Linked DNA regions of Homo sapiens: all the other regions are linked to region 2. A link is a loop called in an ENCODE intact Hi-C map of the cell type or tissue named here. Cell type or tissue: CD14-positive monocyte. All regions are shown on one strand.

Evidence for each region. A loop is a pair of places that touch in the nucleus more often than their neighbours do. Peaks named below come from ENCODE experiments on the same cell type or tissue, not always from the same donor. Only the 100,000 strongest peaks of a DNase experiment are listed, where the experiment ranks them.
Region 1: it touches region 2 in a loop (5-fold over the local background); 8 of 110 quality-filtered maps call a loop at or near these places.
Region 3: a loop joins it to region 2, with 2.5 times the contacts of the local background. A loop is called at or near these places in 2 of 110 quality-filtered maps.

Annotation. Positions count from the first base shown.
Region 1 is chrX:129,808,392-129,810,891 of GRCh38, reverse strand. The region is part of intron 10 of ZDHHC9 (zDHHC palmitoyltransferase 9); the gene reads left to right. Among named protein-coding and RNA genes, the nearest start is that of SASH3, 30 kb to the right of the region's middle. In CD14-positive monocyte, no CTCF peak of the experiment used is centred here; DNase peaks (open chromatin) are centred at 1,321 and 1,901; H3K4me3 peaks cover 487 bases; H3K27ac peaks cover 1,564 bases.
Region 2 is chrX:129,753,794-129,756,293 of GRCh38, reverse strand. XPNPEP2 (X-prolyl aminopeptidase 2) reads right to left here. Exons shown (of 21, transcript NM_003399.6): 12 at 1,713-1,822; 13 at 923-1,000. Among named protein-coding and RNA genes, the nearest start is that of XPNPEP2, 16 kb to the right of the region's middle. RefSeq lists an enhancer at 1-409. In CD14-positive monocyte, CTCF peaks have their summits at 1,259 and 1,462 (motif pointing right); a DNase peak (open chromatin) is centred at 2,053; H3K4me3 peaks cover 630 bases.
Region 3 is chrX:129,676,948-129,679,447 of GRCh38, reverse strand. It overlaps LOC105373334 (a long non-coding RNA gene), which reads left to right and starts at 978. Exons shown (of 2, transcript XR_938580.4): 1 at 978-1,319. RefSeq lists a silencer at 894-1,073 and an enhancer at 1,304-1,473. In CD14-positive monocyte, CTCF peaks have their summits at 863 and 1,064 (motif pointing left); a DNase peak (open chromatin) is centred at 1,057; H3K4me3 peaks cover 1,537 bases; H3K27ac peaks cover 815 bases.

The DNA.
Region 1 (2,500 bases), 55 kb before region 2:
ACTTAAGGCTGGGTCGATATAGAGAGGGCGGAGGCTAATTTACAGCTTGGAAATATAATTAGGCAATATTGTATTCTAATCACCCCAGCTTCCCTGCCTCTACACCTGCCCTGATGTTGCCTTCAGATCTTTGTGTCCTTGATGTAGATTAAGATTTAGTCATTTCTTTGGTGTATATTGAGTGACTCTGTGCCAGCCACTGTACTAGCTGCCAGGGTTATACCAATGAATGAGGCAAACGATGTCCCTGCTCTCAAGGAGCTCATTGTCTAGTGGGGGCAAGAAACAAGTAAACAGGCCATTGCTCAACATTGTGAAAAGTGCCTTGATGAGGAAAGCATAAAATGCTATAGGGGCAAAGACAGAGGTCAGGGGATTGTATTAGAGTTAGTGATGTGGTTACTGTGGTAGAAGGGGGCTTCCTAACTGGAATATGCAAAAGTTGTGGAAACTCTCCCAGCTGTCCTATTTAAGATATATAAAGTATATCTTTAAAGTATATAAAGTACTTTCCTAAAAAAAAATATTACTTGAGCTTTTTTTTTTGAGATGGAGTTTTGCTCTGTCACCCAGGCTGGAGTGCAGTGGTGTGATCTCGGCTCATTGCAACTCCACCTCCCAGGTTCAAGCAATTCTCTGCCTCAGCCTCCGAGTAGCTGGGATTACAGGCGCCCGCCACCATGCCTGGCTAATTTTTGTATTTTCACTAGAGACAGGGTTTCACCATCCTGGCCAGGATGGTCTGCATCTCCTGACCTCGTGATCCTCCCGCCTCAGCCTCCCAAAGTGTTGGGATTACAGGCGTGAGCCACCGTGCCCAGCTGAGCTTTCTTTTTTTAATAAGAACTTTATTGAGATATGATTCACATACCATAGGTCCCAATTTTTTTTTTTTTTTTTTTTGAGACGGAGTCTCGCTCTGTCACCCAGGCTGGAGTGCGGTGGTGCAATCTCAGCTCACTGCAACCTCCGCCTCCCGGGTTCTCCTGCCTCAGCCTCCTGAGTAGCTGGGATTACAGGCATGTGCCACCACGCCCAGCTAATTTTGTATTTTTTAGTAGAGACGGGGTTTCTCCATGTTGGTCAGGCTGGTCTCGAACTTCTGACCTCAGATGATCTGCCCACCTCAGCCTCCCAAAGTAGAGGATTACAGGCGTGAGCCACTGCGCCCAACTGATCCCTATTTAAAATGTATGATTCACTGGTCTAGAATATTCACAGAGTTGTACAATCATTATAACAATCAATTTTAGAGCATTTTCGTTACCCTTCCACCCTAAGAAACCCTGTAGCCATTAGCAGTCACTCTCCCTTTCCCCTGAACTTCCCCAGCCACACCCCTAGGCAACCACTAATCTACTTCCTTTTAGTACAGATTTCTCTCTTCTGGGTATTTCATGTAAATGAAATCATACAATATGTGGTCTTTTGTGACTGGCTTCTTTTACTTAGCATGTTTTCGAGGTTTGTCCATGTTGTACTATGTAGCAGTACTTCGTTCCTTTATATGGCCAAATGATATTCCATTATATGGATATACCACATTTCATTTATCCATTCATCAGTTGATGGACATTTGGATTGTTTCCACCATTTGATTATTATGAGTGATGCTGCTATGAACATTTGTGTACCAATTTTTGCATGGCCATATATTTTCATTTCTCTTGGCTATATACCTGGGAGTAAAATAGCTAGGTCACATGGTAGCTCTATGTTTAACCTTTAAGGTACTGCTGAACTGTTTTCCAAAGTGGCTGCACCATTTTATACCCCCACTAGCAGTGCCTGAGGGTTCCAGTTTCTCTACATCCTCTGCAACACTTATTATCTGACATTTTGAGTCTAGCCATCTTAGTGAATGTGAAGTGGTATCTCATTGTGGTTTTGATTTGCATTTCCCTGATGACTAATGATGTCGAATATCTTTTCATGTGCTTATTGGCCATTTTTATGTGCTCATTGGAGAAGTGTCTGTTCAGAGCTTTTGTCTATTTTTTAATTGGATTGTTTGTCTTTTTTATTGTTGAGTTGTAAGAGTTCTTTATGTAATCTGTATGCAAGTCTCTTACCAGATATACAATTTGCAAATATTTTCTCCTATTCCATGGGTTATCTTTTAATTTTCTTGATAGTGTCCTTTGGAGCACAAAATTTTTAAATTTTGATGTAGTCCAGTTTGTCTATTTTTTTCTTTTGTTGTTTGTACTTTTTGGTGTCATATCTGAGAAACTGTTGCCTAATCCAAAGTCATGAAGATTTATGCCCTTGTTTTCTTGTAAGAGCTGTACAGTTTTGGCTCTTACATTTAGGTTTTTGATCCATTTTGAGTTAATTTTTATATATGGTGTGAGGTAGAGGGTCCACATTCTTTCTTTTGCCTGTAGCTATCCAGTTGTCTCTGCACCATTTGTTGAAAGGACTATTCTTCTCCCATAGACTTGTCTTGGCACCCTTGTTGAAAATCTATAAATGTGAGAGTTCATTTCTGGACTTTCAG
Region 2 (2,500 bases):
CCTGCACCTGGCTGAGCCAGGCCCTGGTCCCCAGGGAGGAGAGAGAGGGTAAAGCCCAGAATATGAGAGCTGGGAGAGCCCTAGAGACCCCCCAGCTCAGCTGTCTCCTTTTCCATAAGGAGAAGCAGGCCTATGGAGGCCAAGGGGCTTGCACGAGGATGCGCGGTAAAGCGGCAAAGAGCTGGGCCTCTACCCAGATGCTCCCTCCGGCCCTTTGTCTCTAACTTCCTGCTGCCTCCGAGAGCAGAGGGCCCTGAGAAGAAGCAGAGCACAGGAAGGGAGGATACCTCCAGGGTGGGGCTGCTGAGCAAGAGGTGGTAAAGCCGAGGAGCACCCACCCTGCCACTCTAGCCCGAGTGGGTAGGAGGGGCTGGGGCAAGGCAGCCGAAGGCGTGGGAGACACCAGGGGACACCAGGGGAGGGAATTCTGGGACATGTCAGGCACTCCCTTGGAGGGCATTGACCTCTCCCTGCTGTGCCCATGCCAGGCGGAGGCAGCTGGTCAGCTTTTCATCAGGCAGGCCTGCAGGGGTTTGTTTTCTATAGGGCCAAACACCTGGCTAGCCTGTATCTTGGGCCCACCTTGGCTGGTTCAGGCTGAGTGAACAGACCTCTCTCCATGTGAACTCGTGAGCTTTAAGCATTAGCTAACATAAGCAACACATGGGAAGCCAGGGAAAAGCATCCAATGGCATCGGTGTCTTCCTTCCAGGTCCCCCAGCCTCCAGCTCTCAGGCCTTTTCATTACAAGGCAACTCCCTACTCCACACTGAGCTCCTCTCCCAGCCCCCACAGGGCTAGGGGCCTCGGACCTTCAACGTGGACTCAGGTCCCAGAACATCCCCCTCCCCTCACCCTGTTCCTCTACACACACAACAGGATGCCCCAACAGGGCCCTAGAAAATTCTTTTTCCTCAAGTACCTGTAGTGGGCCAGGGCAGCATTCAGACCACTAGCAGAGATGGTTTCAAAACTGGGTCCGGAGGAGAACTGTTCTTCTCTGGAAAGTACAAGGCAAGGCATGGTCAATGAATGGGCCCCTGGACTAGGCTGGGCCCGGGATATCTAATCAAATCCAATGAAGGTCATGGCTGCCTCTACCTCTCAACTGGACACCATTTGGCTCTCCCAGCCCTCACCTCCTGGTTCCATCTCCTCAAGCCCTGACCTGTCATTTATAGAGGAAGATCAGAGGACACACTGTAGACACACATTATTTCCTCTCCACCTCCATTTTACGGATAGGAGTGAAGAAACCCAGCTCTCTGTATCTGAAAACTCCCCCAGTCCTGGGAGAGCATCCTGTACCTCAAACCTACAATCCGGCCCTGACCTGGGCCAAGCATGCCTTCGGGAATCCTCCTCCCTACCTGGTATTCTCAAGTGGTCCAGGGGCTGACCTGGTCTGAGCCACAGCACCCCCCAGGGAGATTCAGACCGTACCTGAAGCAGACACTAGGGGACGCTATTGGGTTGTGGCCCTTCGAGTTGTCCTGCTTTCAGCGGGGCGGGAAATATCATCCAACGCCCCCTGCTCAACTCCCCGACCACCCAAGAACCTGTCACTCCTTGTTCTCCAGAGCCCTCCCCCACCCAGCACGCATATGAGGAGGATCTTCCTTTCTGCTAAGTAAGGGGACAAATTCCCCCTCCCTGCCCCCACTGCCACACTAAAAGACAGTCAGCCAAAAAGGACGGCCGTGGCTCTTCACCCTCGGAACTTGTCCACGATCTCTGCCCCCGAGAACTCATCCACTGTGCCTTTGGGCACGTTCTTCTCCAGCCAGACCAAGTACCGGATCACAGCCACAGCGTCCCGCACCTGGAGTTGGGGAAGCAGGGAAACAGAGGAGCCGGGTGAGGTCTGGTTGCAGCCACAGGCTCCAAGATGATGGAGATCAGATAGCGGCTCCAGGATGTGGAGCTTTGAAAACACTGGCTATTTGATGTCAAAGAATTCTTGTTAGTGTTTATATATGATCATAGTGTGTTCCTGTTTTTGAAAGAGTTCTGTGTTGACGGCAGAAATGACACACTATCTAGGATTTACTTTTAAAAGAATCCAGCAGCAGAGGGGGTGGTTGTGGTGGTAATGAACATGGGGTTATAGACAAGACAAGAATGGCCATGAGTCAAGGATTATTGAAGCTGGATGAAGGGACACTGGAGATTATGATGCTATTTTCTTTATCTTTGTGTGTGTTTAAAATTTCCTATGAGACAAAGTTTTTTTTAAATGAGGTGGTTTATCTTAATTTTAACAAGAATTCTTTTTTAAAAATTGAGCCATCCTCTTGCCAGTGTGAGGAAATCATTATAGCTAACACTTATTTAACACTTAGAATGTGCTAGGTGGTGCTCAGAGCAATATACATATTCATTGAATTCTCACAACAACCATATGCTGTAAGATTACTGTTATGATCCTCATTTTACAGATGGGGTAACTGAGGCCCAGAGAGGTAAAATGACTTGGTCAAGGTCACCCAGTTAGGAATTG
Region 3 (2,500 bases), 77 kb after region 2:
ACCTAGACCAACTAAATCAGAATATCTTGGGGGTGGGGGTCCTGGCCTAATTAGTTCTTAAAGCTCCCCAAGTTAATTTTAATGTGCAGCCGCAGTTGAGAGCAATGTTGTACCCCTTGCTTCTCAAGGTGTGGTGCACAGCAGTAGCTGCATCACCTGGGAGCTTGTTAAAAATGCAGTCTCGGGTGCCACCGGATTCCCCAGATTTTCTAAATCAGACTTTTAACAAGGACCTCAGGTGATTTGTCCAAGTGATAATGTTTGAGAAGCACTACCAAGGAGCCAGGCAGGAGAGGGTGGACTTAGTGGTGCTCCTCCCAGCTTCCAGGGAAGTATGTGGTTGCTTGAATGGAGGCAAATCTCCACTCCTCCACGAGTCCAGATCTAATAGCTGGCTCAGCATTTTGCCAGGCTAGTGGGCCGGCATTCCAGTGTAGATAATGTAAATGTCTTTCTGCATGGACAAAATCCCCATCCTGAATAGCGACAGCAAAGCAAAGCAAGGGGTTCCATTCCATCGGGAAAGCTGGGACTAGCAGTATATATTTGCTAGGAGTCCTTTCTGAGGAGTGGGAACAATAGACTAAAGAATCAGCCCTCGCGGTCCTGTCACGTCCCTGCACCCAACTAACCGCGGGCTGGGCCTAGCCATGATTGCTCGCACTGTGAGCACTGCTGCTTGCGCAGGGAACCCGCCCTCAAAGCCACAGCGCCCTGAGATTCTCTCTACCAGCTCCCCACCCCCGCCCCACAACTCTCCTCCAGAAAAGGAAAATAAAAAGTGATCAAAAGTATTCCAATTCTATTATTGGTTTGGTTTCAAAATGTTGGCCCTGTTCTTTCGGGCTGGGCCAGGTGGGTAGAGCCGACACCCCCTTGTCTCGGGGCTCTGAGGCTCTTGAAAGCGCGGGAACCAGCGTGGGGGCGGGATCCCCAGTGCCCCCGGTGCGTAGGCGCACTGCCGCGCTGCCACGCCCTCTCCCGGCCCCTGGCCAGGGCAACGGTGCCAGGGGACTGGCGAAGGCGCGCGGTGGGCGCTGCACTGCCCCCCTCAGGGCGGGCGACGCGCTCCTTCGCGGGCCCAGCGCGTTCACTTCCTGGGCCCGGCTGGCACTGCCCTGCGCCGCCGCCCGTCAGTCCCGGTACCCCGCCAGGAAATGTCTTCTTCCTGGGAAGACGGCCGCTGTCTGCGGCAGTGGGTGGCAGAGTCTGAAACCAAGTCGCACAAGCCCTGGGAGACAGAAAGCCTTGTGTTTGTCTTGGGGACTGTTCCGTCAGAATGAGCAGCTTAAAAAATGTCGCCTGTGAGGTCTCAGCTCGTAAGTGCCCCTCATGCCCACCCCCGGGAGGAGGCATGAGGGTGGGGGAAGCATCTTCATGGTAGATAGAAGCTTAAACGCTGCAGAAGCCGCCCGCTCGCGGCGGCCAGGACGAGGCCCCTTCGAGGCCAGCTGTTTGCTGTGTAACTGAGAGCAGAGTCCTTTAAGGACACAGGCCATTGGGTAAACACCCTCCTTGTCCCTCAGGCAGCTGGGTGTGGACGGCGGCTGCCTTTGGCCGGGGAGGCAAGGGCACCCAGCTGTTACCCAGCCAATGAGGACACATAGCCTCTGAGAAAAGCACAAAGGTGGCCCCTCTAGGCTATCTCTAGGGGAAAAAATTACACACACACACACACACACACACACACACACACACACACACACTCTCTCTTAAAAGTCTTGTGCCTGGATGCTCAGCACTGGCCCTGGAGCCTGCACCCACCTGCCTCCTAGTTGGCAGTAGTTCCCTCACACTGGCATGGTCTCCACTGAGATACTGGCTCCTTCATGAGCTCATTCCCATCCTCTACCTTCTTCCTCCTGTTTCCTTAGTTTCTCTCATTCTTAACTTCTGCTTTCTTCATCTTTCTCCCCATTTGTTCCACCTCTTCCTCTTCTGTTTCTTTCTTCCTTTTCCATTCATTTAAAAATGCACTCACCATGCATTAAGCACTGTAGTAGTCAGCCTGGCTGCCATAATAAAAATACCAGAGACTGTGTGACTTCAACAATAGAAATTAATTTTCTCACTTTTTGGGGCTGGAAGTCCAAAATCAGTGTGCCAGCATGGTGAAGTTCTGGTGAGGGTTCTCTTCCTGGCTTGTAAGATGGCTGCCTTCTTGCTATGTCTTCACGTGGCGGAGGAAGAGAGAGAAAGATCTCTTCTTCTTATAAGGCTGCAGTCCTGTCTGCTTAGGGCTCCACCCTTATGACCTCATTTGACCTTAATTACCTGCTGAAGAGCCTATCTCCAGGTATAGTGATATTGGGGGTTAGGGCTTCAGCATATGAGTTTTTTGGAAGTTGTCAGAAGTCAGTCCATAGCAAGCACCTACAGGGATTGTTAGATCCCTAGGAGCTATAGCAATGGGGAAAGCAGCAGTGCAAACAGATGTGACCAATGTTGTTAACACAGTGTGAACAGAACATAGCAGGAGCACGAAGGGGCAGGGGTGAAT